2 separate regions of the Homo sapiens genome follow, and region 1 is linked to region 2. The links are chromatin contacts, found by Hi-C or POLR2A ChIA-PET in ENCODE. All regions are on one chromosome and are shown on one strand. The core of a region is the stretch at or near the end of the contact, and the rest is flanking DNA. Distances in the headings are between cores, read along the strand shown. Region 1 overlaps LIMS1 (LIM zinc finger domain containing 1). Region 2 overlaps LIMS1 (LIM zinc finger domain containing 1).

Region 1 (5,704 bases), core at 1,287-3,786, 78 kb before region 2:
TTTTGTATTTTTAGTAGAGACGGGGTTTCACCATCTTGACCAGGCTGGTCTTGAATTCCACCCGCCTTGGCCTCCTGAAGTGCTGGGATTACAACCATTCTTTTTTTTTTTTTTTTTTTTTAGAGATGAAGTCTTGCTCTTTCCCCCCAGGCTGGAGTGTGATGGTGCAATCTCAGCTCACTGCCACTTCTGCCTTCCGAGTTCAAGCGATTCTCCTGCTTTGGCCCCCTGAGTAGCTGGGATTACAGGCACCTGCCACCACACCCAGCTAATTTTTGTATTTTTAGAGATGGGGTTTCACCATGTTGGCTAGGCTGGTCTCGAACTCCTGACCTCAGGTGATCCACCCGCCTGGGCCTCCCAAAGTGCTGGGGTTACAGGCGTGAGTCACCGCGCCCAGCCACAGCCATTCTTTATTTATGTAAACTAGAGGCCACACATGGACTCATTGTTCAAGTCAGGGCCAGAAGATATGGCCACCCCACACCCCAGTGTAGACCCCCATCCTCATGGCACTTTCTGGCCCCAGTGACATGTCTGGGGGCCACTCAATGTGAGCTCCTGGGTTCCTCTGTGACCCCAGCAAAGAGGCAAACAGGGACACACACCCATTGGTCAGTCCTCAAGAACAAGAGGAGAATAAAGGAACTGAGGCGATCAGTGAACTTTTGTTCTTCTTGAAGATGACTGGGAGGGTGGCTAGGACAGCAGCTCCTTGGGCAGTCGCTGTGCTCTGCTGCGCCTGGCCGTGAGGGCTTCTGTGAAGCTTTACTGTGAGTGCTCCACATGCTTTCCTGTCATGGTCATTCCTGAGCCTCCCTTCCTGTCACATCACTCCCACAATAGAATGAAGCAGCCGCCTGTTTTCTAAATAGTCCCTCGATTTCAGGACATTTGTGGTGAAAAGGACCATGTGTACCACTTAACACTGATGTGTGTGGCGTCTCTCCAGAGATGTCGCCAGGACAAGGTGTCACATTCAGAAGGCACAGCTTCAGGAGCCTGAAAGCCAGCCTTGGGAGGGCTGAAAGATTTGCCTCTTGCTAGTGGTAGGGGCAATGTTCTGTATGAGCTTCTTTGTTTTCTGAGGGGATTGAGAAAAACCTAAAATGTAATGCAGTAACAGTCTGGACAATTTCTGTTACAAAATGAGCTTTTAGGAGATGACATATTACCTCATTATTTCTTCTCTTTCCTCATTATCTACCTCTCTCCCATTCCCCATTGGTATAGACATTAAATTGAACAGCTGGCATGCTGAATTAACATGAGAGTCACTGAAAACTGAGTGCTGCATGAGAGCTGGCAGCTGGCACACCAGAGAGCCCTGCAGTCCTTCTTCCCTCCCCCTACAGACATCCTGCTAGAAGGAGACCCCAACCTGACACAGGTCAGTTATTGCATGGACTTCCTTGAGCTTTGCCCAGCCTGCTTCCTCCCTCTCTACCCTTGTAAGAGTCTTTGAGGACAATCCTCCCTCCTCTTTCCTTTGGAGCCACAAAGAGGCTACAGCCAGCATCCAGTCCCCATCTCAAACACAAACCTCCAAGAAATACTACTTCTAAAGAACGGTGGTGTGCAAGACAGAATCACAAGAAAAGCTTGGTGGGAGAAACACCACGATGGAGCTCAGGGAGATTATTTCAGGAAATTTTGCAATTGAGGCACAAGGATGGACACACACACACACCTGTGTGTAAATTTCTTATCATTTAATTACTTAAATAATATAAAATAAAACTTAATTTTCCTGATTTTAGGGCAACAAAACTCCCTGCTCTAATCCTTTTATAAACAGCACTGTCGCCAGGGATTTCAGTTCAGAATGGCAAACATGCACTTGTATGACTCTGGGCCAACCAAGTCTTTTAAGTCAAACCTTTAACCAACTATTAGTAAAGCATAAGACAGAACAATCTCTTTTATGGCAGCTCATAAATGAAAAAGCAAAAATGTAATCAAAACTAACTTGGCAAGAGGCCAAATTCATAGGCTGAGAAAACAGAACAAAATAACTGAGCTTCAAAGAGTTTAGAACCTATTAGGAAAGCAAATCAAATGGTGAAATTGAGAGTGGTTCAAATAAACTAATAAATATGGTGACTATTTGGACTATGTTCAGACTGAATATAAGAGGTCTGACGCTCTAATGACAGCGCCTATGCTGGTTGTATAAAAAGTCAATAATTTAAGCCTATTTAAAAGCAGCAGTCATTTTTACTCTTCTATGGATGGCAATATTCTAACCTATTACAGACAAAGCACCACATGACTATTTCAAGAGACAGTTTTATCCTTTGAAATAAAACTGCTCTGAAACACAAAAAATAATTCTGTGTTAAAAGAATACATAAAAATAACCTCACCAAATCAATTAGTAAGAATTAAGATGCTGGCAAAAACAAAGGGACAGAAGAGCAGGAATAATTCAAAAGGCAAAACCAAATCTTCCACTGCCGTCATGATGAACATTAAATGTTCTATTTCAGAGCAGAGCAGGGGATACACGGATGCTTCCTGGAGTGGAGGGGGAAGGGGACAAGGGAGTCACCTGGTACACTTTATTAACCTGAGCACAAACATAATCAGAAGAACAATATCATAATGGCTCATAAGGCAATGTCAGTGCTTTCTCATTCAGAAATCAATGTGTACACTTGCTATGCAGGTACAGATTGCCTGTAAGTAAACTGCTTATATAAACAGACTTTTCAAGGTCAATTTACCTTCCTTTTGGTTTAATATTTTCATCTACATTTAAGTAGCCTGAGCCAGTATTCCAGTTCTCTGAGGCCACAATCCCAGGCACTCATGTACAGCTCTGTAGAAGTTGCTGAAGTGCCACTACTCACATGTTGATTCTATAGCAGTATCTGCATTCCCTCTTACATTTTCAAAGCTGAGGAGGCAGAGAGGCTTCTCTTTGGCTCGCTTACCATTCATTTGGCCCCAAATACCATTTTGTGCAATAAGATCTAGCACTGCCTGATAAAGAACAAGGTGTCCAGAACATCAGGACTCTGGGCATATCCTCCCTTGAGTTTTCCTTCACTGTTCATCACACTCTGAGAATGCGCGTTGCCTGACCTTGAGACACCTGGACCCTACATCCTATGCAGCATCAGCACTTAACTTTTAACATGGTGTCTTTCAAGGCAGAGAAGATGGCTGAATTTAGCAGATGAAATCACTGACACAAGGTACTTAGGAAGTAAAAAGCAATTAACTTTCTGCTTTTCAAACATGTGTGGCTTCCCAAAGAGTAAAAAGGGAAAGTATCAGCTGGGCACGGTGACTCAAGCCTGTAATTCCAGCACTTTGGGAGGCCAAGGCAGGTGGATCACCTGAGGTCAGGAGTTCGAGACCAGCCTGGCCAAAATGGGAAACCTCGTCACTACTAAAAATGCAAACATTAGCCAAGCATGGTGGCAGGCGCCTGTACTCCCAGCTACTCAGGAGGCTAAGGCAGGAGAACTGCTTGGACCCAGGAGGTGGAGGTTACAGTGAGCCAAGATTGCACCACTGCACTCCAGCCTGGGTGACAAGAGGGAAACTGCATCTCAACAAACAAACAAACACGAAAGTACCTATTCTGTGAAGGAGGCATATATGCAAAGCGGTTCCAAATGTGAAGGAGCTGAGAAACTAAAGAAGGAGAAAGACAAATCTATTTTGTTGGTATTGGGTGATTTACTGAGGGAACTTACAGACAGAAGTGTGGTCTTGGTCAGCCACAAAACAGGCAGATCTCTGCACCACTGCTCCCAGACCCAGGGCTTACAGACCATGAAGAAAGGGCACGTGTGCAGACAACCCTCCAGAACATGGATGCCGTACGCATCACAGCCTGGAGTCTGTGTGACAACATCCAGGTTGACATGTTCTTCCACTAGGGACAGTAAGTAAAGTAGTAATCAGGAGCCATTCAAAGGTCTCAAAGGAGGCTAATCAGAAGTCAACATGGCATGCTATAACAGATGTCTTAGAAAAAAAAAAAAAAGGCAACACGGTAGATTAGCATCCAAGACAGAGTCCCTTTTGTTCCACAGCATACAATCATTTGATATTTAAAATGAAACACAATAAATCCTCCTTGAGTAGGTCTAAATCTGTTAATATAAGAACATTCACTTCTTTTACAGATCATATTCAACTAGCAAAGGGAGAAACTCAAAGCTCCTAAAAATAACTGACTTGCAGAAGTCAATTACTAAGTAGTTATTCAAGACACTGGACCCAGGCCAGTGGGCTATACCCAGACTCCTCACCCACTCTCACTCAGCAACTTAAAACAAGTGTATTTACACTCAAAACTAGGAAGGGAAGGGCGGAGGTATATATTATCAAGTAAAGGTATAGAAAATAAAATCTTCAGTTAAATGAGAGTCCAAGTCAGTCTACCCCATTCTTTAAGCCAGAGGCTAGTCTACCCCATTCTTAAGCCAGAGGCTAGAAGCTGACTCATTAAGTGTCCCACACTCTGTAAGCCAACTTCATCCTGTCATAATAAATTTTAATTGTCTGAAAAATCAAACAATTCCATCCCTGCTCCACAGATGTAAAAGCAGTAACTTGAGATGTTCATTTTTCTGAATCTAATCTTTTACCCCTACATTACCATTTTCACTTTCTAACATTAAGAAATACTGTTTTTTTCCAACACAAAATATGAAAGCTTAATGATTACCATAGAACGACAGCCTAGATTAAGGTAAAGAATCCTACATTTTTCCTCCTCGTCCCACTCAACCTCCAAATTACTCATGCTAGAGCCATGGGTGGTGAAATCCTGGTGTGGCTTATATCCCAACAGACACACAGGTAGCTGACAGCAGAGGGAATCTCAGGGGCTTTGTTATATTCCTGACTACTGGGATAGATGTTTGGATGGGACACAACCACTCATCAGATAAGCCCTAAATAAATGAAAAAGTATAATGTGTTAGTTACACATAAGGGAAACGTTAAAACTGTGCCATTCGTCATGATACGTATTTCAAAAAATTTAAAACCTTTGATTACTGAAGATTTCAAACATATATTAAACGAGTGAGTATAACGAATCCCTCTGAACCATTATCCAACTCCAACAGTCATCAAGTCGTGATCAATTTATCTACTCATCAACCATAAAATATTTTGAAACAAATTCCCTACATTGTATCATTGGATCCCTGAGTTCTTCAGCATGTAAGTGTGACATAATTAAGCTCTGATTTCCTATAGCAGTGCAGTGAATTTCGAAGGAGGCTCACTACAGGGATGCCTGAATTTCACTGTTTTTAAAATCACAATTTTAAGTGAGGCAGGCTGTCTTCTGGTTTTCTTTTCTTTCTTTTTTTTTTTTTTTTTTTTTTTGAGACAGGGTCTCACTCTGTTGCCCAGGCTGGAGTACAATGGTATGATCTCACCTCACTATAGCCTAACCTCCCAGGCTCAAGCAATCCTCCAGCCTCAGCCTCCCAAGTTGCCAGGACTACAGGTGCACGCCACCACGCTTGGCTAATTTTTGTATTTCTTTGTGGAAATATGGTTTCACCATGTTGCCCAGTCTGGTCTTGAACTCCTGGACTCAAGTGATCCACCCGGCTTGGCCTCCCAAAGTGCTGGGATTACAGGCATGAGCGACAGTGCCTGGCCTTCACCTGGTTTTCAAATCTTGATCTCCTAAACCAAGACGCCTCTGCAGCTGCCATGGGACAAA
Region 2 (6,032 bases), core at 2,622-5,121:
AATTTATTCACATCTAACAAAAGACGAGAAATGCCAGTGCAACAAAGGCATTTAGAGTACTATAAAAACGCACAAATCGTCCCGGTGTGGTGGCTCACACCTGTAATCCCAGCACTTTGGGAGGCTGAGGCAGGCGGATCACGAGGTCAGGAGATCGAGACCATCCTGGCTAACACAGTGAAACCCCATCTCTACTAAAAAATTAGCCAGGCATGGTGGCAGGCACCTGTAGTCCCAGCTACTTGGGAGTTTGAGGCAGGAGAATGGCGTGAACCCACGAGGTGGAGCTTGCAGTGAGCCAAGATTGTGCCACTGCACTCCAGCCTGGGCGACAGAACAAGACTCCGTCTCAAAAAAAAAAAAAGAAAAAAATGCACAAATCTTCAGGTGGGCTGATATAACCGATACTACAAGTTCAAGGAAAGAAGGGGCAATCCATTTTAAATCTATAATTACCTTCTAGTATGTTTCAAAGATACTGTAACAGGAATTCTCATAATGGCTTTCTTCATAGTCCTATACTTAAAATTTTTAGGTATTAAATAGTCTGTTTGCTAGAAAGTATTAATAGAACTGTGAGATCTTGTATTTTATATCCATAATTTCCCCTTCATACATTCAGCCTTTTGTTTTTCACAGATCATAGAGATAACATTGTACTTATTAGTAGAAATAAACCAATTTGTTCTCACACACAAAGTTGGGTACCTTCAAATCAACAACTTCAAGAATCATGTTCACTTAAATCTTTGAAACTTTACAGAAAATTCCAACTGGGCATGGTGGCCTATGCCTGTAATTCTAGCGCTTTGGGAGGCTGAGGCAGGTGGATCACCTGAGGTCAGGAGTTTGAGACCAGCCTGGGCAACATGGTGAAACCCCATCTCTATCAAAATACAAAAATTAGCTGGGCGTGGTGGCACGTACCTGTAGTCCCAGCTACTAGGGAGGCTGAGGCAGGAGAACTGCTTGAACATGGGAGGTAGAGGTTGCAGTGAGCCCAGATTGTGCCACTGCACTCTAGCCAGGGCAACAGAGCAAGACTAGGTCTCTCAAAAAAAAAAAAGTTCCTACTATTTTTTGATTAATGAGGGTAAAATATGAATCTGATCATATGTTCGATATCTTATAAAATGGTCAGTTCAGAAGTTCCATGTTAAAATTACCAAGTCCTCTCAACCAATGAAAATCTATAGTCTTAAGAAAAAAAGGCTGGGCGTGTTGGCTCACACTTGTAATCTCAACATTTTGGGAGGCTGAGGCAGGAGCAACACTTGAGCCCAGGAGTTCAAGACCAGTCTGGGCAACATAGAGAGACACCGTCTCTACAAAAAATGAAAAATTAGCCAGGCACGGTAGTGTGCGCCTGTGGTCCCAGCTACTCAGGAGGCTGAGGTGGGAGGATCGCTTAAGCTCAGGAGGTTGAGGCTGCAGTGAGCTGTGATGGCTCTACTGCACTCTAGCCTGGGAGACACAGTGAGACCCTATATGTCAAGGGTAGGGGAGAAGGAAGGAAGGAACAAAGGTAGGTAGGTAGTGACAGTTACTACAGGACTGAACGAAGGCGGATGAACGCAGAAATGAAAACAAAAAAGAAACTGTTTTAAAGAAGGGGTCAGGGGGATCCCTGCTTCTAGTGAGCAAAGGCAGCCCTGAGCTTCTACAGCCTTTGTATTTATTGGGTAGAAAGAGCAGGGAGGAGTAGGTAACGATTGGTCAGCTGCTTGACTGATCACAGGTTCACATTATTGCTAACAGGCTTCAGATTTGCCTAATCACAAGCAACACTGTGCCTGGGGCATGACTGCCCTCAGCATTCCTTCTGGGCAGCAGACGCAGTTGTCAGCTTGCTAACATTCTGCATTCATGAGAACAGTTTGCTGTTTACTCATATAGCCTCCAGTGGTATACTGAGTTGATCACTGACCCTCATTCTTTCAGCCTCCAACAAAGGAAGGGAGGGAAGGAAAGGAGAGAAAGAGAAAAAGCATAAGTCCATCTTCCAATCTATGTCTGAAAATATAAATAACATAAGAGTTAACTTTTCAACAGTTTGACAGGTCCTAAAAGGTAAACACAGAATTACCATATGATCCAGCAACTCCACTCCTAGGTATATGCCCAAAAGAATTAAAAGCAGGGACTCAAACAGATATTTGTACACCAGTGCTCACAGTACTCAAGTGTTCATAAGTGACATTACTCACAATAGCCAAAAGGTGAAAATCACCCGTGTCCATCAACAGATAAATGGATAAACAAGTACAGTATATACATACAATGGAATATTATTCAGCCATAAAAAGGAACAAAATTCTGATATAGCTACAACATGGATGAACCTTGGGGACATTATGCCAAGTAAAATTAGCAAGACACAAAAGGATAAAAATATATGATTCTACTTATATGACGTACCTAGAGTAGGCAAATTCATAGAGACAAAAAGTAGAACAGAAGTTACTAGGGGCTGGGGGCAAGGCAGAATGGGAGTTATTGTTTAATCGCATTGTGAATGTGAAGTTACTGTCACTGAATTATACACTTAAAAATGATTATGATGGTAAATTTTGTGTTATTTATATTTTGCTATAGCAAAAAAGGAAAAAAAAAACCAGGATAATTAAACCGGGCAAAAAAGAGTCAAGTTTTCAAAGCATTTCCAATCTACCTCCACTATTTCATTAGGATTCTATTTTACAGATAAGGAAACTGAGGTTCAAACACCAAATGAGGAGCAAAGCATGGACCAGCACTCCAGCCAGTGGGCTCCACAGCCAGCCAACTGCAGCCTGGCTCACCCCACAGTCCAGCACACAGCACTTCTGAGTGCAAGCCTGCCTTCCCTCAGGACAGCCTCCCAATTCTACTCTCTGCCCTTATAGCTTTCCTCTCCCTCCACCAACTTTCATGTGAACAGTGGAATAATCACCACAGGGTAAAAGCACAATTCACAAGACTAGGAGAAAAGCCTAGGAGCACCTGAGAATGTAGGCCTTTCACAAGAGGACCACGCACACAGCACTTTGTGCTCAGAGTGCTCATTACCAAAGCAGACTAGGATGCTTCCAGCTGCAGGAAATCAGAAAACCCAAAGTCAAACTGGCATAAACCATGGGAAAATTTATTATCACACAGAACTATGAGATGAGAGGCAGAGGGAGATCCAGGCCTGGATCCTGTGACCAGCAGGTGAGTGCCAGAACCAAAAATGCAGGTTCCTTCTGTCTTTCTGCTCTGACAACTTCAGTGTCAGACTCACCTCAAGACTGATCCCCTCAAGGTCACAGAATGGCTGCCAGTGGAAATACGGTCACAGCTATGCTTCATTATTTGCTCTCTCATTCTGGATGTGAAGGAAAATGCTTCCCCCTCCCCCCTCAAAAAATAAAGTCTTTCCTTATGACTGAGGCAACCCAGATCATGTGGATACCTCTAGACCATAAACAGTCACCACGGGAAAACCATGCTCTCACCTACTTAAAGAATGGATTCTCATGGCTAAGGGTGAAGGGGAAGTAACCGAAGAAAATGTGCATCTCGTTATTAGGAAAGACAAAGGAAATGGATGCTGATAGGCAGCCAGCACTGTCCACTATTCCTGTGTTTCTCAAACTTTAATGCACATGAACTCCCAGAGGATCTCACTACAACACAGATCCGGATTTGGTAGGTCTGAGATAGATAGGGCCCAAGATTCTACATCTTCAATAAGCTTCCAGATAATGATTATGCTCCTGGTCCCTCTCTGCACACAGGAGCTATTCAACAATGGTTTGTGTGTCCCTTACCTAAAGAGCACACCTCCCCTAGTGACCAGGGTGTCTGGCCGCCTCCTGAGAGCGTCATGTCATGTACTTTTGTCAGGCTGGTTGCCAGCTGCGCTCTGAACATTAGAGGCCAGCACACTCCTCTCAGCTGTAATGGCACGGATATTGAATAGTGCAGGTGACAAATTACCCTGAGGCATCCAGAAACTAAGAAGCTTTTTAAACAAAAACATTTGGCAAAATAATCAATGGTGATAAATAATATACTCTAGCTCTAATGGCAAGCTGTTATAAATCTCTTGCATTTTATCACCCCATCTATGTTAAGAGTTTCTACCCCAAGAATAAGGAAGATACTCTTCTTCAGAGACTGTCCTTCAGTAGCACTACCCCAATGGGACACCATGCCAAGTACAGGGGGAGAAGGTGACCACTCCTCGGGAATAGAGTGTAGGCTCTAGAGTCTGGGATGAAGTGGAGCCATGGGTTAGTCTGGCTCATACTGAAGAAGATGTAAAGGGCAATAGGTATCAAGTGAATATACAGGAAATAAGTAGCAGCATCTCCTAGATTTTCCACAGGATCTCAATACCACTGACCCCACCAAGAGGTGTCATTCCTCCACCACCTCTTCTATCCTCTCCTGGCAATTTCCTTGGCTTCAGAATAACAAGGTGTTCCCCAACATTGAATGGATTTCCCAGAGAAAATGTAATGCTACAGGAAATGCATAGGATCGGAAATTCCAGGGCCCAGGTCTCAACATCAGCTTTGTCATTTTACCAACCAACTATGTGAGTAAACAAGTATTTCCTGAGTCTTGGTTTGCTTATCTAAAAAAATAAAAGAGAATGAGGATAATCATGCCTATCTATATCATCAAACACTACACAAATGTTTGTCCCTATCATTCGAAGTTCTCCGTATGGTAGAAGAGTAATCCCAGTTTTCCCCATACACCAGAGAACTCTGTAATTCTCACAAATCCTGGATGTTCAGATTGAAAATGATCTCAGGCATGGCTCCTCCATATACTCTAATGTCCAACAGAGTCATCACAGCAGTTCTGGGGGTGTACGGCCTGAAGCCAGTTCCCCAGAGATTCTGGGAAGGCTCGTCTGGGTCTGTACTAGCCTGCAATTTGGAATTTCCTGTTCCTTAGTAGTTTATGGCACTAATAAGAGTGTTTTGCAAAGCAAGGGATTTACCTTCCAAGCAAAGAGAAGACCACAAAATAGGAATGTCAATGAAAAACTATCATTATTTCTAATGAAAGAGAGCTGGATAGTTCTCTAAAGTCTCTTCTAACTCTAGTATTTTGGGATTGTGTGATCCTGGGCCTTTCCTAGAGAAACTTTAGCCCAGAATCCACTGCTAAAAAGCTTCTATTATGACCCGCACTTACTCCTGCCAAGCATAAAGCACTGTCCTCAACTGGCTCTCCAAGTTTATATAACAGTTAAAGGTCATTTGCTTCAATCGTGGAGCAATGATTTTAAAAAGGACCAACAGTTAAAAGCACACAAACGGCAGTGAGCCCCAGACAAGTACTAACTCTCTCCCTCAAAAGATATTTATCTGCACCCAGGCTGCATCTGGGCAGTGAGAGAAGGAAACCTTGAACCCTACAAATTGTGTCCAGGAGAGAGCATGGAAGACCATGCTAGAAAGTGGCAGCATATTCTCTTATGTAAGGAGGAGGCCCACATGAATTATGACTCTTTTTATGCTTTTCTCTTTAACATCCCATCACTGTCCACAGTGATTTCTCATGCACTGGTACCTTCTTCAGAGCCATCCTGATTAAACTTCGTTTATTTTTCATTGGATATGGCCGTGACAAAGGATTCTCAGATTAATATCCTTCATTTTCCCCAATCTATCTCTATGCCTCAGAAACTAAGTACTGAAGAAACTTCTGGTGTTTATAGTTAAATTGGACTAGGCACAGTGGCTCATGTCTGTAATTCCAGCACTTTGGGAGGCCAAGCTGAAAGGATTGCTTGAGGCCAGGAGTTCCAGACTAGCCTGGGCAACACGGTGCAACCTTATCTCTACAAAAAAATGTAAAAATTAGCTTGTCATGGTGGCACATGCCTGTAGTCCCAGCTACTTGGGAGGATTGCTTCAGCCTGGGAGGTCAAGGCTGCAGTGAGTGGTGATCATGCAGTATGGCCGACAGAGCAACACCCTGTCTCCAAAAACACACACACACACACACACACACACACCCAAAATATATATATATACACCCCAAAGTTC

Evidence for each region. Hi-C counts contacts between places; a loop is a spot of excess contacts on that map. ChIA-PET counts read pairs that join two places held with the same protein, here RNA polymerase II (POLR2A). Pooled maps may share reads with other maps.
Region 1: a pooled map shows a loop between it and region 2 (2.2-fold over the local background). The contact joins two enhancer-like sites. A Hi-C loop is called at or near these places in 1 of 168 maps with a recorded cell type or tissue (DLD1) and 3 of 50 pooled maps. POLR2A ChIA-PET finds 5 or more read pairs at or near these places in 4 of 52 experiments (A549, H1, PC-9 and 1 more).

What each region holds. Positions count from the first base shown.
Region 1 is chr2:108,629,847-108,635,550 of GRCh38, reverse strand. The region is part of intron 1 of LIMS1 (LIM zinc finger domain containing 1); the gene reads right to left. Among named protein-coding and RNA genes, the nearest start is that of LIMS1-AS1, 46 kb to the left of the region's middle. Within about 2 kb of position 2,536, at least 2 of the 41 ENCODE cell types and tissues checked have a DNase peak (open chromatin) inside an H3K27ac peak, as active enhancers do.
Region 2 is chr2:108,552,555-108,558,586 of GRCh38, reverse strand. The region is part of intron 1 of LIMS1 (LIM zinc finger domain containing 1); the gene reads right to left. Among named protein-coding and RNA genes, the nearest start is that of LIMS1, 21 kb to the right of the region's middle. Within about 2 kb of position 3,871, at least 4 of the 41 ENCODE cell types and tissues checked have a DNase peak (open chromatin) inside an H3K27ac peak, as active enhancers do.